2 separate regions of the Mus musculus genome follow, and region 1 is linked to region 2. A link is a loop called in an ENCODE intact Hi-C map of the cell type or tissue named here. Cell type or tissue: left cerebral cortex. All regions are shown on one strand. Links, peaks and the distances in the headings refer to the core of each region. The heading gives the core; the rest is flanking DNA. Region 1 overlaps Gpc5 (glypican 5). Region 2 has its middle 20 kb from the start of Gpc5.

Region 1 (12,784 bases), core at 2,691-10,690, 320 kb before region 2:
CACTTGGTATTGACAAGTGGCCATTCTGCCACTGCAGGTAAAATGTAGAAAAAAATTGCAATTCCTACTACTCTATTTCAAAAATCCTAAAAATTCAGAAATATGAATCACATGGTATGGCAGCATTGTCTTATACTGTTCAAGACACTTACCAGTAACTGTGTGCAGAAACCAGATTACAGTTAACTAACATCACTTAAAGCATTCAGTCCTCAGTTTAAATATGATGCAATGGTCACATGTCCCTAGACCTGCCCTAACATATAAGGAATAACTCTGATAGTCACAAAACAACAGTTCCCACAAGCGTAATCTATCTTCCAAATTGAGGAGAGAGGTTAATCCACTGAACTTAAACCTTTTAAAATCTGTTCTTTAGTATGTGTATATATGTTCCTATTTGTCTATATATGTAACATGTGTGTACAGCTGCCCACAGTGTCCAGGAGGAGTATCAGATGCCCCGAAACTGCAGTTAATGGTGGTTGTGTATAGCCTGATGTGGGTGTGTTGTAGAATATTTCATCACATTGTGAACCCCAAGATTATGTTTACTGGAAAAAACCTGTTTCTAGTTCTAGTGTGGCTCAGACTCAGAACACATCTTTAATCTCTCTGGCTGAGATATAGACACTTCCTTCAAACACACCTTTAATCCCAAGCAGTGAGACTAAAGATAGTTTGTAGAAGGAAGCACCCATGTTTGAAAGTAAAGTCTATTGAGTGGCAGTGAAAGGGACAAATCAGGGAAACATGGAAGCTTCTTGAGAATTCAGGTGGAAAGAGAGGGGGGGGAAGGGGGAGAGCAGAGCAGAGAGAAGAGAAGAAGAGAAGAGAAGAGAAGAGAAGAGAAGAGAAGAGAAGAGAAGAGAGAGAGAGAGAGAGAAAGAGAAAGAAAGAGAAAGAGAAAGAGAAAAGAAGAGAGAAGAAGAGAAAAGAAGAGAAAAGAAAGAAGAAGAGAGAACAAGGCAGTTTTAGCCGGACAGGTGTACAGAGAGATTGCAAAAAGAGAACAAGCTAGACACAGGCGAAGACAGAAGGAGAAAGAGAATGAGAAGGAGCCAGAAGATTAGAACAGATTGCCAGAGTTAGTCTGAGAACAAATGGGGCAATTCAGTCAAGGCTGAGAGACAAGCCAGATTGAATCAGTTTGGTATTAGAGGAATTTGAGCCAGAACAGCTGAGTTGAATCAGCCAACCAGAGTTCAGGAAGAACTAGGAAGTGGTGAGCTTTTTCAACAGCAGGACTCAGAGGTTAAAAACATTCTAGGCCTAGATTAGATAGTATGGAGGGTAGAAGCTTCCAGGACTAGGACTAGGTTAGCAGATGGAGGCAGTAAGCTTTGGAGACAACTACATCAAGTGAACCAAACCAAATTCAGGTCCTCTACAAGAACAGCAAGTGCCCTGAACATTGAACCATCTCTCCAGCCCATGAGCCACTACATATTTAAATAAAGGAAAATGGATTTTGTTTTCTGTTTTTTGTTTTCCATTTCATACTATATTTGGGCCTGTTTAATGAACACATTCTATTCTCTTGTAGAATTAATGGCTTACTTTCTTTTCTCTTTCTGGTTGTAAAACAAATGTCTTACTTTCTTCTGTTGGCAAGTGTCTCTTCACCATTCCTTGCAGAGATCTTCATTCCATGTTTCTCTTTGCTTGGGTCAAAAGTACAGCGGGGGCTCTGTGTTGGTGTTCTCACTGGATGGCCACAAATCGTATTCACCTTTCAAGCAGAAAACATCAGAAGGCAGTTACAGACCTGCTTTGGCTTTCCTGAGGCCATGAAACAATGTTATGTTTGCCTCTACACTTCAAAATTAAGTTTCAATACCTATAATCCTTGTGGGTTTTTAACAATGAGAATCAATGTATTTGAATTCATTGCCAAGAGTGATAAACCAGTTTCATGCACATTGATACAGGCTACAATACACATGGAAAAACTATCCAAAAATCAAGAATTAAAGTAAAAACTAAATTGTGTGTATATAAAGGATTGCTAACCCAAAATAGATATCCATCGTGTTTTACATTCAGGTAAGATAATATAAATTGTTGCTGAGTATGCACTAAAATTTGAATGAGTCCTAAGGATAAAAGTAAATATCTTCTGAGAAAGGACAGTGAGTCTGTCATTTCTTTGTTTGCAATTCACAGAGGGAAGTTAGGGCCGCACACATGCTAGGCAAGCACTTTGTTATGAGTTGATATCTGCAGCCTGACTGTACTGTCATTTTGAGGCAAGGTCCCAAGTTATCCCAGCTGCCCTTGAACTCACTATTCTCCTGCCTCAAGCTTCCAACTAACTAGGATAAGAGGCTTGTACCGTCATGTCTTCTTGAGAAAGAGTACATGTAATATTGTATAATACTATACAGTCTCATTTTATATTTCCTCTATATCTTCTTTATTACACTGATATAATTACAAGGATGGTATAGTCTTCAAAACAATGAAAAACAAATTGACTACAGGGAGCAGTGGTGGTGCATGCCTTCAATCACAGGACTAGAGAGGCAAAAGTAGGCAAATCTCTAAGTATTAGGCCAGCCTAGGCTACAGAGTGAGTTCTAGGACAGCCAGGGTTACACAGAGATAATTTGTCTCAAAAACAAAACAAACAAAACAAAAAAAATGTACGTAATTGCTCTTTAGATATTCTTCTAGCAATGAAAACTTATATAGTTTACATAATTATCACTGAAAAATCGACTTAGCATCTAATGTATCATGATAATATGCAATTCAAGAGGAAGCAGCATGTTTGAAACATACACAAAAGTCCTATGCCAGAATCAGGAGGCTTTATTTCTGGTCTAACTTTTCTTATTAGTTCTGAGACCTTAAGTATAGGATGATAGCTCTTTGAACTTGATGGTCTCACACATAAGGTGAAAATATAAACATATGCCAAAGATATAAATTCTCCTTTTCTTTGATTGTTCCATATTGGGATATTAAAATAATTATGCAAATATTTCCTCCTCCTGTTCATGTTTATTTTACTTCTAACATTTGTGAAGCTCCTGTGATGAACTTTAGGAGAGAGAAAGAGTAAGTGACCTTTGCCTTAACAGAGCTTACAAGTTAGAGCAGAATGAGATCTTCCACATAAACCAAAGGCAAATTGTGTTTCTTTAAAAAAAATAAATAAATAAATAAACCGGAGGTCCAGGAATGATGGTGTCTTCTGGGTGTGTCTGGGTATCTTCTTGGGTTGGAGGAAGACGGAAAGTGAGAAACATGAGATTACTCCCAAAACGCATTCAGCTGCCAAGTATGAAACTTTGAGCATCTGTTAGGGAAGGGTATGATGAGATGTGTTTCTATGAAGCCAACTCATAAGCAAACATTTATTGAGTATCATTATGTCAACTGCTGGAGATACATCCACGCACACGATCGAATTAAATTCTGTGTAAAGCAGCCACTGCAGTTTTTCATGACTGTAGCAGAAGGAAGACAGCATTAAAGCCAAGAGCATACTTGCAGTTGGACAGAAACTGGGCAGTTCAATTGTACTTGAGATGTTGGCGGGAGTGCTTCAGGAATCTGAATGGCGAGTCAAAGGATGAACTGAGAATTTGAAAGACAGAAAAAGCAAACATAAACATTTCAGAAGAGTATAAATTACCAAGAGGAATACAACAACTAACCATATATCTCTTCTATATGAATACATTCTGCACGAAAACACATAGAATACTGTATAGCATTCCCCCTGGTGTGGGGCAGGGGACGCCATATGATATAGACACCAAGAAAAAAACTTGTAAGGCAAAACTGCCAGGCAGGAAGTTGATATTTTCACATCATTGCAAGCAGAATAACGGCCATAATGTGGAGAAGAGGAAGAACAGGTCTGCAGAGAAACATTAGGATCCAGAGTCAGGAGCAGAAGCCGGAAAAGGATTTTATTTTATTGCCATAGCAGAATTAGATAATGTAACCTCATTTGATAATCACCTCAGAGCAAAGGATAGTGCTAAGGAGAAAGACAAACCCTAAGAGAGGGAGATGTAAGACGACATGGGTCTGATGCAGAATGTGGCTATCATTTTGTTTTTCCTAGGAAAGAAGAGTTTGGACAGAAAACCACACAAGAAAACCATGCTGGAAGAGGAGGCTAGACACATATGTTATGGGAGGTCTTCAAGGCTAAGAATGTGTTTATTAGACAGAAGCTCCTGCTGTTTGCCAAGTTGAACAGTAAGATCCAGAAGTGGTAATTTTACAAATGCACCAGACAACATTGTATAAGTTTAACTAAAGAGAAAACTGTCTACTGAATGTAAAAATATAGTTAAAAACTGCTAGTAATCCCAAGATGGTGTTCATAGGTTGTAAACAAAAGTAAAATGAACTGGGCTTAGGAAAGGATATTTCAAGTGAAAAGACCAAGGTATTAAAAAGTTCAAAATGAACTTTAGTCCCTGGGGCTAAAAAAATAGTGATAGTGAGGTATAAATTATATTAGCTAGGTGCTAAAATAGAAAGAAAAAGGAAGATTTGTTGTCAACAACCACCAGTACCAGGAACCAAGAGAAGATGATGTGAATTGATGGTGGGTATGTCTGGAGGTATTATGGGATGTTTTCAAAATAAACATGATCCATTGTGGCTGGCCACAGGGGCTTGAGGCAAAATGAAACTCAAAGCTACTATGAATCTTAGTTTTCTCTTTCCTAAATTCGAGGAGAGGGGCAAAGTACTTTGAACTTTTGAGTGGAGAGAAATACTATCTCAAACTATCTCAACATCCCTTTGTTAGAGGAAAAAGCCATATCTTCTACTGAACTGGAATATAAGGAGTTGAAAACCATCAGTCTCACATGACTTTTGTACTCATTATGTTTGCATTGGTTGCAGCTACAGAAAGAAAAAGGATTCGCTAAAAACTTAGAGAATAGCTTCAGTGGACACAGAAGCACAGAATACTTCAGTAACAGCAAGTGAATTCCCAAGACCCTGTTTCTTGATTTTCTATTGGGATCTTTTCTTCACATTTTATTGAAAGGGAGTAGAAAACCATCTGGTAGCAGGGTCTTAAGCTGCCACCCTTGCTCCCCTGAGGTGAGCCAACTTGGATAGTACATTTCAATACTTAGGACTTCTTCCTATTGAAAAAAAAAAAACTTCCCACGTCTGTTGACAGATTTTCATCTTTGCCGTATACTGCAATTTCCTCGTTTTCTTCCTCCCTGGTCTCGACTCTTCTCCCCTGCAATCATTTTGAAGTATCTTGAAAAAAAAAATGTTTTCTTCTGTAATGCTTGTCAACTCTGGCTTTAAGTTCCATCTCTGGCTTCCCGCTGATTTTCAAGTTCCCATCTCACCTTGAAATGACTCTCCTCCTCACTCCTAAGCCATATCACTTCTCCCACTCCAATCAAGTATTTGCTGCAACAACTGCTTATAAGTTCGCTGACTTTCCCATTCTCAATTTAATCGTGGAACTGCACACACCATCAGCCACCAAGCTCCTCCATCTGCCTGCACACTTGCTCTTCTTCAAGTCACCAGACCAAAGATTTCTACTGAAAGGTGCAAAGAACACCTTTAACTGTTTTCATTTCACACCTACTACCAGGCATCTGGTTCTCTAGCAATGGCAGTCTTAAGAAGCATAGTAATAATAGTACAAATCAAGGACTTAGAAGACAGGTCAATGGTTAAAGCGCTTGCCATACATGCATGGGGACCAGAATCTTGATCTTCTGAACCCACATACATGTCAACTGGACAGGGCTGACATCCTGTGTTGCCAGTGCACAAGATGCACAGACATGAATCTCCAGGGCCAGCCTGCTAAGTAGAGAAGCCAGGCACGGTCTGGGTCCCACTGAAATATCCTGATTCCATTAATAGGATGAATAGTAATTAGGGGAGACCCCCAACATCAGCACCAAGACTCCACATATATAGATGCCTGTCCACCTGCACAAATGTGCATGTCTACACACAAATATGCAAGCAAACCACAGGTTTGTGTGCATGAGGAAAAGATTGTACAAAATGAACAGCAACCTTTTAAGAATATTAAAAAATTGGAATAAAAATCATGGGTGTTCTATGTGTGATTATTAAATAATTTACCCTAACAGATAAGAGAGTTCTGTGGCCCATGACTCACAGCACCTTGCATGCTGAAAGCTGCTGTTTTAGCTTATGAGAGATTATATGAGAAATGAGTCTAATATTCATGGGAATGATAAGGAAATATGAATCAGTACAGTGTTTTTATCATGTAGTATGCTCCATTGTGTGAAAAACTAGTTTCAGATTCCTGGGAGGGGACCGATAGGTGACTTTTCACTGCTAAGAAAAAAAGGGAGTTTATTTTCTCATGCCCTTGTGATTTTAAAAACTTCTTAAGGGCAAAACCCACCAGAGTAAGACTATCTTGTCCAGACAGAGATACATCCATGATCCTAGCTTCATTCTGTAAAACCAATGTTACTTGGACCAGAACTTGAGAAAAAGGCTGTAGAGGTGGCAGCTAAATGTCAGCTTCATTGTAATTAAGTTCCCTTTTGTGGACTACAGTGATGTGCTAAAGGTTAATGTACCAAAGGATGGAAATATTATAGCCTCTACGTGAACATATTTGGCTGGTTCCCTCTCTATTGACAGTCAGAAAGGGCCCATGAAAAAAATGAGAGCAAGGGGAAGAAAAAAGGTCCCTCCATGTTGCATTAAATAGGAGCTGACTAGAGATGCCCATAGCTACAATGAGTAGGAGCTGGCTATAGGTGGATGTCCTGCACAAGAACTGCCAGCATCTTTGCCATGGTAACCAGGGCAAATAGCAAATAGAGTACGAGAAGACAGAGCAAGTTTATTTTTCTGGAATCGCCTCTAGAAGAGACTTGTTTTCTTTTAAATGTTTATTATATTTGAGGAAATTTCTAAAGAGCAGCTTTAAATGGTGGGTTAGAGGGTATTTTGTTGTTGTTGTTTTGATTTTTTTAAAGGAAGTTGTTGAAAAGACTCACCTATTTAGAGCTGAAAGCAAAATGAAATTACAAAACGTGGAAAGTATAAAGTTCAGAAAGAAAAATCTAGTAGAGGAAGAAAGGTAAAAAATTATAATAAACGCCTCCTGTCCCCCAAAATATGACTGGAAAGAGAGTTTGGCAGTTTCATCAATACTAGGAAATCCTGCCCTAAAATGATGTTATTAATACTGGGCAAATAATGTAGACAATATTCACACATGTTCAAAGTGCAAATAAACACAGCTCAGTACAGAAAAAGCTTAGAGGGAAAAACCAAAGCAATGCTTTAAAAGTTGTGAAGAATATAGCAGTGACATTTATGCAGACATCAAATGTCATTGATAACCTATAAAACCCATCCCTTACATGTATTTTATCCATAAGACAATTCTAGATATCACAGATGGCCAGTTCGTAAACGATAGGGCACAAGTGAGCTGTGTGAGGAAGAAGGACTGTGTGGCCCTGCCCACAGGTGCTTGCTTGGTTCTTTTCCGATGTGAAAGCTGTGTGAGGAAGAAGGACTGCGGGTGCTGGCTTGGTTCTTTTTCCGATGTGTATACATTCAGCCACCAGAGGGAGCTTCTGCATGTCAGTCCTCCTTGACATTAATCACACTTACATAAGAGTCTGTTTAATATCATACACCTTAAGACTCTTTAAGGGATATTCAGCTTGTCCGCTAGAGTAAAACGTGAGCCGATACATGAAATCTTCACAAAGATCCAAAAGCACCTTAAAGCCTATGCGCTCAGGGAGAAGGGACGCATGAGCGCTTGATCATGGGCTAGCGAGATCTCCTAAGTTATCTTACCTGCTACAGAAAACAAAACGAACCAGCATTTACAGTTCTCCCTGCTCCTCTATCCTGCCCTCCCTTCCGGTCTGCCTTCCTCACTTGTCTCCTTCCTTTCTTCCTTCCTCCCTCCCTCCCTCCCTCCCTTCCTCCCTTCCCCTCCCTCCCTTTCTCCTTTCATCATGGATCTCTCTGTTGCTGTTAAAGGCACACATCCATCTAGTGAGTCCCCAGGATTGACAAACAATTTCAAAATTTTTCGTTCTTGTATCACTACACAAAGCACAGTGTTGATCAAAAAGTGAGTACCTATTATTCATGAGTTATTTTTCTAAGAGATGAGAATGGAGCAACAAACCTTCAGAACCTGTGTTCTCATGAGGGAAGCAAGAACTGTACTTAACCCACCCCGCTCTGATTTTTGAGGTAACCTCTTTCTAGATACCCCTGGCTGACCTGGAACTCTCTCTATAAAGCAGGCTGGGTTCAGAGTCAATGAAATCCCCACCACTGCCTTTGAAGTGCTAGGGTTAAAAGCCCTGCAGTACCACAAAATATCTAAACTTTGTGGTGTTTTGAGTGAGAATGTCCCCATAGACTCAGATATATGAATACTCAGATATTTAAGGAGGTACCCCCTTAACAGAAGCAGCATCTGAGAGATTAAAGACTGCACATTATTGTGAGCATCCCCTAAACCTACTGCTTCCTGTTTGTGGGTGAATTCTCAGTTTGCTGCTTCAGTCACCAGGCCTGACTGCTGCCATGCTTCAAAACTCCTGTCCTTCTGGAACTGTAGATCCAAATAAACCTGGCTTCCTATAACCTGCTTCTACCATGCTGTTTTATATCCACAATAGGAAAGTGAATAAAACAAAGTCACTCATTTAAAAGGGATCATTGGTAAGTTGGTGGGGTATGGGGGACTGTCATCTAGGCAATCAAGAACGAACTATTTTAAAAGCAGACTTAAACTATGCCCTGGGTGGCTAAGAAGCAACGTGGTAAGTAAGCTTCAGGAAGGAGCGTCAGTTGCAGAGAATGGAAACAGGAACCATTCCCCCTGTGTTCTGGCAATGGGTGAGCCTGTGTTGTCATTGAACAGTTGTGAGCCTGATGATAGTACAGGGTTGTTTATTTTTAAAATATCCCTGGCCAGGCTAAAAGCCAACTCAGAGGGGACATATTTGCCAAAAAAGTACAAGGACAGAAGTTTGGATTCCCCAGAACTGTGATCTCAGCACCCTCGAAGTACATACAGGGGAAACCTCTGTAGTTAGACGAACAAGCAGGCCTCTGCTTCAGACAGATACTGGGATATTATATGCATAGAAGTATGGACACTGATATAAGACATTAATAGATGACATGGAAAGAGTTGGTCCTGATGGACATTTTGAGTGTGTCGGTGAGAGATGATTGACAGCTTTACTCAAGGCACTTAAGGAGAACTAAGCATAGGTAGATGATCCACATAACCTAATAACAGAGACACCAGGACTTGAGTACACAATCGAATCATCCAATTCTACTATCTTTCATATGAAGAAATAAAGGCACACTGAGTGTCACGTGATCAGAGAGAAAACTAAGAGAAGAGAGAATTTAGGGGAGAAATGTGATATTCTCCTTGACCATGCTTGCCTTCTGAGAAGTAACATTTACCCAGGAGCAAGTGGTCCTAATGGGAACATAGAGCTGTAGGCTGAGGTCAGGAGAGGCATCTAAATGTGCATATCCATTGCGGGCATCATTTGAGAAAAGACAACAGGATGCTGAAGACTCTTACTAGACAAACCATTTAGTGATGGAGACAAAGGGAGGTTGAGAGAGACTTGACCAAAGGACTTCAAACAGGTAAGAATAAACAAACAACTGAAAACCTCGCTAAATGTAGGCATTTCCCCCTCTTTATGCTATAATTGCAATGGTGGTAAATCTCAGAAGAGTGGACACAGTGACTGAATCAGGATGTTCCACATCAGGCACTGGTGGCTTATGCCTTTCATCCTGGGACTTGGGAGAGATAAGTAGATCTCTGTGAGTTCTTCCAGAACAGCCAGGGATACACAGAGAAGCTCTGTGTCAAATCTTCCCTACCCCTCCACAAAACCAAAACCAAAAAAACAACAAAAAGCAACACAAAGAACAAACAAACAAAAACCACAACAATGAAAAACAAACAAACAAACAACGATTCACCATGTTCCCCACAGGCTCACACCATTTGGTTCTGAGTTTGTGGTGCTGTTTGGCTTGGGTGGGGGTCTCAGCGATATGGTCTTGCAGGACCAAGCACATAACTGGGGCTGAGGGTGGAACTTTGAGGTGTCAAAAACCACATGCCATCCCTAGTTCACTCTCTTTGCTTCCTTCTTGGAATCCAAGATCTGAACTCTGTTTCTGCTCCTATCAGTAGGTGCTACTCCTCATATCATGGATGCTTCTCCCTTGGAACTATATACCCAAAGAAAGTCTTTTTTTCTAGCGTTGCCTTTGTCTTGCTGTTTAACTACAGCTATAGGAAAGTAACAAATATACTGGGCTACCTCGGCATGCTGAGGAAGATGGAGTTTTCAGTTTTCATTTAAAACGAGGATATGAATGAATGTAACAGAAGACTGTTGTCTTAGTGTCACTGTTACTGTGATGAAAGAACACAACCAAAGCAACCCGGGGAGGAAATAGGTCTTTAGCTTACACTTCTGCATCACAGTTCATCAAAGGAAGTCAAGACAGGAACAGAGCAGCACCTGGAGACAGGAGTTGGTGCAGAGGTCATGGAGGAGTTCTGCTTACTGACTTACTCAGACAGAGCCCACCCAGGAGCACTTGCCAAGGTCTGGTACCACAATGGGCTGACTTGTCCTTTATCAATCTCTAAGTAAGAAAATCACCTACAGCCTGATCTTACAGGAACATTTTCTTTTACTTTTTTACTTTACTTTATTTTATTTTCCATATTTTTTATTCACTTTACATCCCAACCACAGCCCCCCTCCCTCCTAGTCCCACCCCTACAAATCCCTCCCCGACTACCCACTCCCCTCCTTAGAGAAGGGGGAAGGCCCCCTGGGGTACCACCCTAACCTGGAGCACCTAATGCCAACTAATTTTACCTTCATATTTTGGATTTAAGGGTGTGTCCATATTCCAGCCAGGATTAAAGGTGTGCGCTAAGGGCTGACCCACACCACAAATAGAAATAAGGTTTTTTTTCAGTAGCCAACACAATCTCAAGGTTCACAGTATGATCAAATATCATACAACACTCCCTCTGCCTCTTGCTCCCTCTCTCCTTTCTCCCTTTTGCCTCTTTTAACTGTAGAATTTATGCAGATGCTCACTGGCAAGGATATTTGATAAACAATCCCCAATACACACTGTGAATATCATGATTTTAACGGTGTGTGGAAAGCTAATTAAATGCTGACAAGGATGGAAAACACAGAGGTGGAAGAGCATCCTTCAGAGAGTGATGCTTGTCTCCTGTATGCTTATGCTCTCTAGGAGTGCAGACCACTTGTAAACAGTCCCTATGTCTACTCTTCTGTCTTCAGAGGGAGTTCCGTGGGACAAGTGCAGCTCGTGCAAATGCACAAGGCAGGTTCCTAGGACTTCAGTCTCCAGGACCTACTCCATTGAAATCTTAAAGGGTTTTACCCCAATGCTGAGGAAAATGCCATCAGCTACCACAGCTCTAGCTTAATGTGGAGTTATCACTCGATAACTATGAATATCCATTAATTCCACTCACTTTTCCCAGCACATATCACAAAATACCTGTAATGAGCACTCCCTAAAGCATTTTAGGGGTAAAATGGAGGATCTGGTTAAAAGTCAGTTTCAGTGTTCAAGTAAACACAATAGATTTTTAACCAGTAGCTGAAGAGAACCTTTATCACACAACCCACATGGAGACAATCTTTAGTGATCTGTAGAGATGCATGACCATAGCTTTCCTAAGATTATACAGATTTCAAAGATTAGCTACTAACATCTGAAAATATCAGTGATCTCTAAGATCATAGTTTTAAGAATTCTTAAGATGAACAGAAAGAATTATTTAAATGAGGCATAATCTCACAGCATCTAACAAACACTTATACTGACAGTGGAGGCTTCCTCTAGCCCCTAGAAATAGCTTCAGCCCTGGAAACTGCCTTTACCATAGAATGGAGATGCTAAATGTCTATTAGTTCAGTTCTGATAAGGAAAGGATGGAAAACTGACACGGAATGCACCTAGAGCTATTTACCGAAAAATCAAATGGACCATTATAATGTGTTTTTCGTGCTTGTTATTTTTAATCTTTGCCTTGTTTCTAATAACCCAATCTGATAAATAGTATGACAGGGCTTAAGATAAATACATATATAATATCAATAGCACCAAGTTTTCTGTGTAAGAGCTTTGACGTTATACATTGTTTACTCATTGAGAGAAACAGAAATTAAAACAGTTCTGTGGAGGTGCTCTCACGAGGACAGGAAATGTTAATAATTTAAGTTTCAGTGAAAAACTGTAAATGAATGTAATTAAATCCAGTTAGCGATTAAATCAGGATGCTTCTCCTATCAAATCTGAGGTCATTTCATTTCAACAAATATTGTTAAACATTTTAATAGGCTCTGGGAATAAAAAGATAAGACAGCATAAACTGTCAGAGCTGCAGACTTATCCAGTGGGATGGAGAAGGGAGATTGAATGAAACAGGCCTTTTAGGGGATGGAGGATATACACACCAGGGAGGGCCCATGAGGCATTCATAGTTTTCATAGAGACACAGGAAGGCTGAAGTGGAGACAAAGATGAACTTAGAAAGAATTCTCCTTTATATGTAAATGTATTAGAAAAGCCAGATTTACTCAGTTGACCAATAAAAAATAACCAAAGAGCATGTATTGAAAGACCTAAATTCTAGAAGTAGAGTAATTATGACAAAAAAGGGCCATCTGCCCTTGTGTCATCTTCAATTAAA
Region 2 (12,784 bases), core at 3,004-11,003:
AACATGCATCCTTAATATTTCAAAGTGCAATCTAATCAAACAAAATTAAACATGAGCCATAAACATCTTACTCTAAGGCATGGAGAGAAGAGGGGGCGTTGGAAGGCAGTGTCTGGGAAGGCCCGTTACGCACTCAGCTCTTACAGAAACAGTCTGCATCCCACATCCACAGTATGATGGAAAGGAATGCAGTCAGTAAAATGTGTGCTTCAGAAGATCACAAACTCTGCAGGAATGTTGGATGAGAAGTCGCTGAGTAAGAGTGTGCAGGGCACAGAGACGCTGCTGCACGAAGCTTTGCATAGAGAAAGGAAAGACGAAAATATACTAACTAGTGACTTATGTTTGTTACTTTCATATTGTGGTTTCAGATATCTTCCAAATTTACATTTGTAATCTGGAAAGAAATAGTGCAAATCAAACCCTGCGCCGGCCTTCCAAGGAAACCCTACATCCGCTAACATCAGAGAAAAGAAAGGAAGAACATAAAAGGGTAGCTACTACAGCCCCGGCTGCAGCTCCTCACCGCCAGCCCTGGAGATGCTCCACTATTTCACTGGAGTCTAAGGATGGACATTTTGTAGCTTAATACATTTTTATTAAATATGAATCTTTATATCCAACTTAATTAATGTGCTGTAATGCAATCCCAGGAGCCTGTCAGTAAGGCAATACTGATGTGGAGGCGTAGTATCTTGTTCAGATGAAGTCCCCATCTTTTTTTCTCCCTTAAGGTTTCTTCTGCTCCAAAGCATCCCCTACACCGACTCTCCTGGCCTCAGCCGATACTGCCCTCTGGTCACGTGACTGACAGAGTCGGGTGGGCGGCCGACAGGCAGCAAAACAAAGGCAGTCTGAACAACTAATATGGGACCATGAACAATAAATCTAAATAGTTAAAACAGCAAAAGGACGTGAGGTCAAATACTCTGCACACTGGGGGTGAGGGGTGCTTGTATGCTAATTTACATAATTCTGTAAGTAAAATATTTATTGCTATACAACAGAGAATCCTCATAACATCCCTCGAAATGTTTTTTTGTGTTAAGCAGTTTAGAAAAAGTAATTCACTGTTAATTCTACTAGATTACCTTAGATAAAAGTCAGGTCATGATGAGGGAGAAATAACAGCTCTGTATTAAGGCAGGATATCAAGATGTCCCTACAGTTTTGGTGGCTATAACTTTTGAACCAGCCATGTCATACTCAGACCCTCTAGATTTTATGGAGGAGCTTAGCTAAATGCTGTCTCTAGCTGCTATGAAAATATGCAATATTGGAGGGGGAGAGAGAGGTTTAAATTCTCTTGAAAAACCAAAAGCATAAAAGGCTTAATTGCTCAAAACAAAGGCACTTATTTTCTCTAATTAAGATTTGTTTGAAATAATCATATGCATAATTAATTTTTAGTCTTCCTTTTCTACATATGCACATAGTACAAGATAGACAGCTTTAGTCATGGAAAGCAAGTCCAGGCAGCCATGGAATGACAGTGAGGAGTTTGGCTTGAGGATTTGGGCAAGTAAGGAATGATCGCTCTTGCACATACAGCAAACACTGACAATACTAAAACCAGCAGTGGCATTTTTAGGATGCTTTCTGTAGTCCACACGTTCTAGCAGTGTTTGATGTACATTTCCCCCATTATATCCACATTATTGCCTATAGCTAAATGAGTACAATCCCTGCTACACACATGAAATCAAGGTACAGAGAGGTTAAGTATCTTACCTAAAATCGCAGAGGTAGTTAGTGGCAGAACTAGATCAGGGACAAAGATCTGTCTACTTTGCCTGTGTTTTTAACTTACATCCATTCTGCCAATGACATACTATTGCCTAACCTTCCATTTTGGGGTCTTTCTGAGCTGAGCCTCCATTCTACCTCATCAGAACCATTTCAACTCTTTGCTATATTGTTATTTATTGTGTGATGGTAGTGGTGTGTGTGTGTGTGTGCATTCTTTAAGAGCCATCTACATTGTATTTCAGGACAGGGTCTCTCAGTGGCTTACAAGTTCCTGAGTAGCTGAACTGGCTAGCAAGGCCCAAGGATCTGCAGGGCCAGGATTACAAGTCAGGAGCACAAGGGTCTTTTGGCATCACTTTTGTTTGTTTTAGTTTGAGCGTTCAAGAAGAGTCTATGTAGATTTTCGTGGTGGATTAAGGTCCTCATGACTGTTAATAATAATAGCACACTATTAACTGAATAACTTCCCTAGAGCGACTGCTCTGTGTTACAGGCACATCATAGAAACCAAATAGTTCCCTTTTCTCATCTTTGTGCCTTTTCCAAAAGTGTTCATCTCAGACCCTTAGTCTCAAGGGTCTATAATTATATCAGCCTGCCTTTACCGATGCCATGATCCCTTCTTCCATTTCCTAAAATGCATTTGTTCTTCTCGTGTGGCATTTATCACGTTATCACTGAGGATTATAGTTCACGTGTCTTGACTTATCACCTCTCATAAAGTGAACTCCTCGTTCATGGAAGAAGTCAATCAAAAGCATTTACATCCAGGGATGTGGTTCGTTCGGAATATTATTTGTTCTCTGATAAGTGGGAAGTTTCAGGACTGGGGAGTTAGCTCAGTTGGAATAGTCCTTGCCTAGCTCACAGGAGGTCATTTGTTCAATTACAGAACCACATAAATCAGGCATGATGGCAAACGTCTCTCATCTCAGCCCTGGGGAGGTGACGGCAGGAATATCAGAGATTCAAAGGCATCCTCAGCTACTAGACAAATCCAGGTCAGCCCAAGCTATAGGAAATCCTGTCTTAGAAAAAAAATGTTAAAACAAATGTTTTGTTTAATGTTTAATGTGTTATATAAACTACAGCAAGTTCTCAAGAGTCAAACATACAAATACCATGCATGTACATGTACATACATGTACATGTGCATACATACACTCACCTCAAGAAATCATATAGAGATCTAGAAAGCTGAGAAGATCATATTTTGTTTTCCTTTACTAAAATACGAAGTGCAGAGTCAACTCAGGCCATTGAGTTCTCTAGTAGATATTTCTGATTCATAATATTTAGTGTTGTGGGCAAAATATTGATCATAATAATTTTAAAATTTCATCAAAAAGAAATCATTGTAACACCGCTACTACCATTTCCTTTTCTAGTTAATTATGAAAGTTCAAGATAAATATGTTAGTGGTAGCATCACAAAAATATCTAAATGTGAATTAATTTGAGAGTTCAGACTGTTTTATCAGCAGATTTTACTATAAGCAGAAATTTGGGGGGTCAAATGAACTTGGAATGTGTTCAGAGAATCATCTGCCTCACGGACCATGGACTTACACACAAGGAGCTGTATGGTATAGTAGCTTGACAAAATGAAAAACAAAACAAATAGAAGGCACTTTTAGTCCCCATCAGTGCCTGCTCTTTGTTTTCTACTCACAACATGTCAGCTTAATCTCAAACTCCTGCCTGTCTGCCTCCCCACTTCTCTAGAAACCTCCAAACATATTCTACTCCAACAGCTATCTACTGTGCAAATGATTACAGCTCATCATCAAGAAACAGACGCCACTTGCCACTCAGCACAGTGTGGATGGACCAGCAGCCACCTTACTGACTCACGGCACTCGTGATATATGGCTGGGTGTCTCCAGTTGCACAGCAGTCTCAAGCCTTTATGATTTCACTGTCATGGAATTCAGTAACCTGAGATTACCTATGGTCCAAAAAGCCTCAAGTACATAACAGTATAGAAGTCAACAATTCATAAATCTAAAGAACACATCTGACTAGTAGTGTGATGAAACCTCATCTGAGTCCTGTGCATCACCCTTTTACCCAGCATTCCGTACTCCATCCTTTACCTGCCCAACTGTCACAAGATGACCCTGACAGTCATCAGATCCACTATTTGTTGAATCAGAGTACTGAGTTCACAAAATGTATCTTACTTAGTAATGGTTCCAAGTTCAGAATAAAGACACAGCAACTGGGATATGATAAAGAGAACCCGCCAAGTGTTTCTCTTGGTTGAAATGGTGTGTTCTGAATGTAAGAAGGAAAGGAATAACATTATATGCTGAGGGCCTGAAGTCTATGGACCTAGAAATCACAGAAAAGGCACATGAATTTTTATGGTAGGGTTTCTAAAATACTTCAAACTGAAAATATGACAGCCACCATGGAGCCTGACATGTTTAGTGAAGACGACAACAAATCCTAATAGGATTTGGAACTCGCTGTGCCTTCCAGAGCCAGTGTGTGTGAGTGTACATGTGTGTGTGTGTCTGTGAGTGCGTGTGGGATACATCTCCCTGGAGAAGCGGAGCTGCCCTCTCACCAGTTCACCCTTTAGAGACTTTCTCGGATTGTCACTTCATGAAGCTTCCTTTATGGAGCTGAAGCCAATCTTCCCTTGCCTGTACCCACTCCACTGTGCACAGAGGGCTCTATGAGCTACTCATGAACACTGCTCTTTCAATCAAAAGAGTGTTTAAATACAAGAGGTCAAACTATGTGATAAAAATGAGTTAAAAGATCTCAGGTGTCTACACACTGTTGAATGTGGAAGTATAATCTACTTGTTAATATTTCAGTGGGATAGAGAGCTAAAACAGGAACTCAACATATTATCATACAACTTTATCTTCTGTTTTTTATATATTCTTCATGATATAATTTAGTTCCTGATTTATTGTGAAATTTTACTGTCCAAAAGTATACCTAGAAGCTGTGGCTGGACACGGTAAGTAATTATCAATTGGGAACCCAAATGCTGATGATCACTTAAATATTTTTCTTTTTCCTAGCAACTTTTTTTTTAAAGAATTGTCACTGACTTTGTTTTTTATTTCTTTTTCATCTCCAGATCATTAGGCACTCACAGATGGTGGAGATTCTTTTTCCAGATGTTCCAGATTCTGTTTTTAATATGAAAGGCAGTTTACACCCAGGAAAATAATAAACCTGCTTAACTGGCTTTGGAAAATTGTAATCCTAATAATTATTGGTGTACGCCCTGGTGATGCAGAACTAGTTTTCTCCATGGTTTCTTTTCTCCCTGTTGCTTTAACAAAACGTACTGTCCAGATTCAACCGGAGAAAGACAGGGTTTATCTTATTCCTTCCTCCATATCATGGTCCATTATTGAGAGAAGTCAGAGCAGAGCCAACACAGGAACCAGGAGGCAGGAACTAATGCAGAGACCATGGGGGACTGCTGCTTACTGGCTTGGTCCTTGTAATGCTCAGTTTTCTTTCTTTTTAATTTAATTTAATTTAATTTAATTTAATTTAATTTTTTCTTTATTTATTCACTTTACATCCCGCTCACTGCCCTCTCCCTCTTAGCCCCTCCCACAATCCTTCCCCCATCCCCTCTCCTCTTTTCTTCTGAGCTGGTAGAGACCCCTTGGATATCCCCCCACACATATCCTGGCCCTTCAAATCTCTGCAAGGATAGATGCTTTCTCTCATACTGAGACCAGACGAGGCAGCCCAGCTAGAACATAGCCCACTTGCAGTTTGCTTTCTTATACATGCCCTAGGCACATGGTGGACTGGGCCCTCCACATCCATTATCAATAGAGAAAACGCCCCCAACAGACCTGCCCAGAGAAACCTACAGAGGCAAATCCAAACTGGAGCTCTGTCTTCCCAGGTAACTTCAGCTTGTACCCAGACAACACAAACAAAACCCAAGACTCTACTCCAACTTTTTAAGGGCATCATTTTCCTGTTATTCCAGCATCAGGAGCAGTTCATGGTTAGCTGCAGAGATGCCGTATGGATACAGCCTGTATGAACCAGCTCTATTCTGAAAGGTGTTTGTTGGTTGGTTGGTTGGTTGCTTGGTTGCTTGGTTGGTCGGTTGGTTGCTTAGCTAATATTGCACTTTCTGCGAAATTATAGTTTTTTAAATGCTGTTTACAGCCATGAGCCTTGGTCTCTGCCCTTCCTGGGCACCTCCTCTGTGAAGTGTTCAGAAGGTCCTAGTCCTCTCGGAGCAAGTCTGGCCCAGAGCATTCTATTAAATGGTCCAGATTTAGCACAATGTGTTCTTTTATTTGGTATAAAGTCTGTTAGCCTAAGTGTTCACACTAATGTTTAGCGTGAACATTAAAATAAAGCACTTTTCAACAGTATACCTCATTCTGAAACAAAATAAATCAGGAAAGGTCTAACATAAATCAGTTATTTTGTCAAGTATCCTAAAACTGAAAAGAGGGAATTCTGGTCCATTTTCTGTATCTACTCATTGAAGGAAAACATATGGGGCAGTGAATGTTTTGTTTACCCTATAGTATCTATCTAGTGTTACCAAGGCTATACACATATGTACATGTATTTGCATGTGTATGTATCAGTGTCTGTGTATCTAGAATGTGTGTGCATGTATGTACATACTGTGTATGTGTAAGTGCCACATCTATGCCAGTGCCTCTGCACTGGATCCCTAATAGCTGGCAGACAGTGTGAGAACTGGAACAGAACTCTGGTCCTCTCTTAACCAGCTCCTACCGTAGCCATTTTAATTGTTACTATAACCCATTATCTGTGTATCATAATTTTCAGTATTTCCAGATGTTGCATGATGCACAAGGCTGACAGGATGAATCTGTGGTAGAGCCAAGGCTCAAACAAACTGAGTTAGTCTGCCTATGGGGCTAGGCTTTTAAAACCCACATAGTAAAAGCTGCCTGTAACGAGGAGAGGTAAACACTGAGGCTAGCAGACTTTACACCAAATAAAAGAACACAAGAGCTAAACATGGACATAGGAAAAAAGAGCATTTGAACTGAAAGTAAAACACTAAAAAAAATTGTCTTGTGTCTCAGAAATACTAATACTCTAGACTCTGGAGTGATACAAGAGCTCTTTAATAATGCAAGTTCTAACATTGCCAAGACAACAATATTAAGATGCTGCTAGCTGAGCCACAGACTTCAATCTTATCGAACTGTTAATGAAGTCTTCTGGACCACTTCTCTGTATGAAAGGACTCCAAATTCAGGAAGAAAAGTACAAGGTTTCATTTACAAAAGTGAGTTTCTGCCAATAAGCAATGGATTCCGTATAATCAGCGTAAAAGGGTTGCCTTTCACTGTTTGAGGTCTGAGTTCATGGGTATTAGCGACTTACCTCCTGTAATGTCCCCAGTCCAAAGTGAGGTGTGCTTTAAACACAAAATGTGTATGGAATGTTGGAGATAAAGGAGAGGGGGACATTGGGAGAAAAAGAAAGAGGAAATGGAGAGACACAGACACACAGACATGCAGACACATGCACAGAGACAGAGAGAGCACCAATTGGCTGAAATTATTAAAAGTAGAATGTAATGTTGATCACTCATTTCTCTTTATTCTTTTTAACATGATCCTATGAAATGCTTACTGAAAGTGTGGCTGGCATTGCATCTCTATTAGAATGCCTGAGGTCTTTCAGTTCGCTGAGTGAATTATGAACAGAAACTCACGCTCATCTCACGCAGTCTGAAGTTAGGAGAGCTGGAAACTTTTCTTCTAAGTTCATATGTGGTAAACATTTCAGTCTGGTAAAATGTATCCTATTTGCATCTGTGTTTTCCAATGCGTTTTGAATGGATAAAAGAGAGCCATCCTATTTCATTGCCAAAGGGAGACAGCTGCAGTGCATGGGAGCCACCAACTGTTCAAAGGTGGCAGTGCCCAGCTCGCTGAATCTTTTACAGAAAGAGAAATGGGAATGTGCGAGTGGATCCATTAGCTGCTGGGATGAATGCTGTGACAAGTAAACAGGGCATAATGTCTGTCTTAAATAATGATGGCTACCGCTGAGGAGAAGTGGCTTAGCCTGCATTTCAGCAGGTTGTATTTAGAAAATGGTTTAAAATATTTCTTGATAAAAGAACACTGCTAAAAATAAATGTTCTTAAAAAAAAAACTTCACAAGCTAAAATATTTGTAATCAGTACCAAATCATTTATATTTACACTACACAAAAAATTTAATTGGCAGGAATGTGAAAATGACAACAGCTAGTTCATGTAACAAGAAGTGAAGCACACTGGAAATGTTTTAAAAACAGATCTGTCAACTGGAGAAGGCTTGGAAAACCCTTCAAGATCTACAGACATTATGCTATGGGGTCTTTTGTACCTACTGTTATGGTGAATGGCTGACTAGAGCCCAAGGCTGCAGCTTTGTGGATAATGGAGTCTCCTCAGTTGATGCAAGGTGGTTCCTAACTAAGCTGGTAGACATGTTTTCAGACTTGGCAAAAACAACAACAACAACAACAACAACAACAACAACAACAACAAAAAGGCATGCACAGCTTCTTCCCGGGGCTGAAAGAAGAAAAGAAAGAAGTAAAATACCCTCACATACATCGGTTTTCAAATGGTGAGCACTAGGGCATTTCTAAAGTAGGATTAAATCTATTTACTTCATGCTGTTTAAAAAGACAAGCAATGAAGTCACTATAAAGTTAGAGAATATTCTGCAAAGCAGGCCCAGCCATTACTTTTACTTCCATCTGTAACAACTATGGCAAAAGAAAACCTGAAACTCTGTAGTATCATGCAAATAAAAAGAATTGCCAAACACTAATCTTATTTGCTTTAATAAATTAACTTTTGTGACACGTGACTTATAGAAGAAGTGTTTCACTTACTGTCATAGGAAAACATCAAAATGACACAAGACACATTTATGCAAGGGATGGCATTAGAAGGAATACACAAGGAAAGAACCCTAACTGAACAAACGTTTCTGGGAGACAGACACTCTCTCAGCTGTAGTGGAATACTAGCAGCTGAGGAATATTTAAGAAAGTGTTTATTGGACAAAATGCTTTACAGTGGGGAAATGGAACTTGTAGAGTCCACCTCCAGTGGAGGGACAGGACATCAAGTGGAGGGATGGGATTGCCACCCCAAAGTCAGAAGCTCTGACCCAGAATTTTCCTGTCTGAAAGAATTTCAGGATAAAAAATGAGAAGAGCATGAGAGAAAAGGAGGTTCCATGACAGGCCCAAACTGGGATCCAGCTCAAAGGGAGGCTCAGAGGTCTGACACTGTTACTGGTGCTGTGGTGTGCTTGTAGACAGGAGCCTGGCATGGCTGTCCTCTCAGAGGTCCAACAAGTAGCTAAAAGAATCAGATGCAGATACTAGCACCCAACCAGTGGACATAAACCAGGGACCCCTTTGGTTGACTTGAGGGAAAACTGGAAGAAACTGAGGAGGAGAGCAACCCGATGGTAAGACCAGCATCTTAACTGACCAGAACCCTTGAGCTCTCCCACCAACCAGGCAGCATACACCAACTAACATGAGGTCCCTGACACACATACAGCAGATGGCTGCCTGGTCTGGCCTCAGTCAGAGAAGATGCACCTAACCCTTGAGAAATTTGAGGCCCCAGGGAGTGGGGAGGCCTGGTGGAGTGGGGGTGGGGGTGGGAACATCCTCTTGGAGACTGGGTGGGAAGGAGGGATGGGATGGGGAGAGGTGAGGGGGCAGACCAGGAAGGGGATGAAGTGTGGACTGTAAAAAAGGATTAAAGAATAAAAATAAATAAAATTAAATTAAAAGAAAAAAGAAAGTGATTATTCAAACCGTGGTCTCAGTGCTCTGAGAGCATGATACCAACATCCACTTAGTTTTGTTAAGGGTATTCCAACAGTATCATAGCAGACGGTGCCTCGTGGTTTGAAAGAGATTCCGTGGTAGGATATAGGATTACTTCAACAATGAAATCGCCATCTATTGTGAGAACTGGGTGAGATGTTTTCCATAGAAACAGTTGCAATATCCCAAGTACTTCCCACATAATCCCACTGCTAAAAACATTCCATTGTAGGATTTCTTACTCCGACCTGAACTATGTAAAAGTAAATCCTTCTTGAAAAAGTTTCTAGAACTAGTAGTATGATTCAAAGGCCACACAGACACTACTACCATTGAGCTATATTCCCTGTCTAAAATTTTTAGAACTTCTAAATGTGCCTACTTAAAGCATTTTCTCACTTGGCTTATTGCATAATTTGACCAAAAATGTTATTCTTTCAAAAATGGTAGTTTGTAGACCCATATTTGTCACCTTGCACAAAGCTCAACTCCAAGTGGATCAAGGACCTCAACATAAAACCAGATACACTGACTCTAATAGAAGAGAAAGTGCAAAGAGCCTTGAACTCATTGACACAGGGGGAAATTTCCTAAACAGAACTCCAATGGCTCATGCTCTAAAATCAAGAATTTGATAAAAGGGACTTCATGAAACTTGAAATCGGATTTGTCTTATCAACTATGTACTTTGATAAGACAAATCAGCAACTTACAGATTGGGAAAAAAATCTTCACTAACCGCACAACATCTGAGAGAGGGCTAATATCCAAAAAAGACAAAGAACTCAAGAAGCTAACCACCAAAAACCCAAACAACCCAATCAAAAAATGGGGTATAGAACTAAACAGAGAATTCACAACAGAGAAATCTCAAATGGCTGAGAAGCACTTAAAGAAATGTTCAAAGTCCTTAGTGATCAGAGAAATGCAAATCAAAACGACCCTGATATTCCACCTTGCACCAATCAGAATGGGTAAGATCAAAACCTCAGGTGACAATACATGTTGGAAAGAATGTGGAGAAAGAGGAACACTCCTCCATTGCTGGTGGGATTGCAAACTGTTACAACCACACTGGAAATCAATCTGGAAGATCCTCAGAAAATTGGAAATAGACCTGAAGACCCAGCTATACCACTCTTGGGAATATACCCAAAAGAAGCCACCATGTTACAGGGGCACGTATTCCACTATGTTCATAGTGGCCTTATTTGTGATAGCCAGAAGCTGGAAACAACCCAGATGTCCCACAACAGAAGAATGGATATAGAAAATGTGGTTCATTTACACAATGGAATACTACTCAGATATTATGAACGAGGCCATCCTGAGTTTTGCAGGCAAATGGATGGAACTAGAAAATATCATCCTTAGTGAGGTAACTCATACCCAAAAGGACATGCATGGTATATACTCACTAGTAAGCGGATATTAGCGCATATATATATATATATACATACATACATACATACATACATACACACACACACACACACACACACACACACATATATATATATATATGGAGAGAGAGAGAGAGAGAGAGAGAGAGAGAGAGAGAGAGAGAGAGAATACCCAAGATACAGTCCATATAACTCAAAAAGATCAACAAGCTTAAGTGCCCAAGTGAGGGCACCTCTGTCTCACTTGGGAGGGAGAAGAAAGCAACCACAAGGAAGTGGGGGGGGGGGGGACCTGGGAGGGAAAGGTATGGGGGGAGGGAACCTGATCTAGTATTGGGTGGGGGAAAAGAACTGAAACCCTGTGGGCCATCATGGAGAATGGAAAGAGGCAACCTCAGGAAACAGGAGGTTTAGGAACCCTCCAGAGACCTGGGAAGTGAGAGACTCTCAGGACTCAAAGGGAAGGACTCTAGATGAAATGTCCTATAGTTGGAAGAGGGAACCTATAGAGCCCACCTCCAGCAGAAAGACAGGACATCAAGTGAGGGGGGTTGTTATCCCACAGTCAAAACTCTGATCCATAATTGTTCCAGTCTGGAAGAATTACAGGGATGGAAATGGAGAGGACCCTGAGTAAAAGAAGGTGCAGTAACAGGCCCAAAGTGGGATCCAGCTAAAGAGACATCCCAAGACCTGACACTGTTACTGAGGCTATGGAACCCTCACAAAAAAAAAAAAAAAAAAAAAAAAGGGACCTATCATGACTGCCCTCTGAAAGACCCAACAAGCAGCTGAAAGAGTCAGATGCAGATATTTGCACCCAATCAATGGACAGAAGCAGCTGACCCCTGTGGTTGAATTATGGAAAGGCTAAAGAAGCTGAGGAGGAGGGTGACCCTGTAGGAGGACCAGCAGTCCCAATTAACCTAGACCCCGGAGATCTTTCAGATACTGGAACACTGACCAGGCAGCATACACCAGCTGATACGAGGCACCCAACACACATGCAGTAGAGGACTGCCAGGTCTGTGTTCATTCAGAGATGATGCACTTAACCCTTAAGAGACTGGAGGCTCCAGGAAGTTTAGAGGTCTGGTAGGGTTGGGGGAGGGACATCCTTGTGGAGACAGGGGTGGGGAGGAGGTATGGGATGTGCAACAGTCAGAGGGTGGACCAGGAAGGGGATAAAATTTGTAGTGTAAAAAAAATGAATTAATAATAATAACAATAAAAATGCTAAGTTTGTGTTCAACCAACACATGTGAAACTTTTACAACATGCAAGGCTCCCATTAATCCAACTCCTGGAATGTTAAAACACGCCTTGGCGGTGGAAGATGGCTGTTCTCTTCTGTGAGAGAACAGTTGGGAACATGCTTTCTCTAGCCTAACAAAACCACAGGTGGGGGAAAAATGCTACAAATAACCCAGAAAAGAAAACTGCAGTGCAAGCATGGTTCAAAGAACTTTAAAAACATGTTTTTCTTATTAATCATTTTATATGTTTGCATTTCAAATGTTATTATCCCCTGTCCAAGTCTCCCCTCCTGGAACCCTCCACCCCATCCCCATCCCCTTTGCCTCTAAGGGGGTGCTTCCCCAACCACCACTGCCTCACCCCTCTAGGATCCCCTTCTCTGGGACATCAAGCCTCTACAGGACCAAGTGCACCCCTTTACATTGATGCCAGATATGGCAGTCCTCTGCTATCTATGTACTGGAGCCAAGGATCAGCCCGTGCATATTTGGGGGGGGTGTCTGGTAGTTTAGTCCCTGAGAACTCTGAAGGGG

The links. Peaks named below come from ENCODE experiments on the same cell type or tissue, not always from the same donor. Only the 100,000 strongest peaks of a DNase experiment are listed, where the experiment ranks them.
Region 1: a loop joins it to region 2, with 8 times the contacts of the local background. A loop is called at or near these places in 17 of 42 quality-filtered maps.

The regions. Positions count from the first base shown.
Region 1 is chr14:115,388,094-115,400,877 of GRCm38, reverse strand. It overlaps Gpc5 (glypican 5), which reads right to left. Exons shown (of 8, transcript NM_175500.4): 4 at 1,599-1,732. It overlaps 4930505G20Rik (RIKEN cDNA 4930505G20 gene), which reads left to right. Exons shown (of 4, transcript NR_045761.1): 4 at 4,082-4,327. Among named protein-coding and RNA genes, the nearest start is that of 4930505G20Rik, 15 kb to the left of the region's middle. In left cerebral cortex, for the core only: a CTCF peak has its summit at 7,585 (motif pointing right); a DNase peak (open chromatin) is centred at 7,601; H3K4me3 peaks cover 210 bases; H3K27ac peaks cover 185 bases.
Region 2 is chr14:115,065,587-115,078,370 of GRCm38, reverse strand. No RefSeq gene overlaps it. Among named protein-coding and RNA genes, the nearest start is that of Gpc5, 20 kb to the left of the region's middle. In left cerebral cortex, for the core only: a CTCF peak has its summit at 7,646; a DNase peak (open chromatin) is centred at 7,643; H3K4me3 peaks cover 530 bases.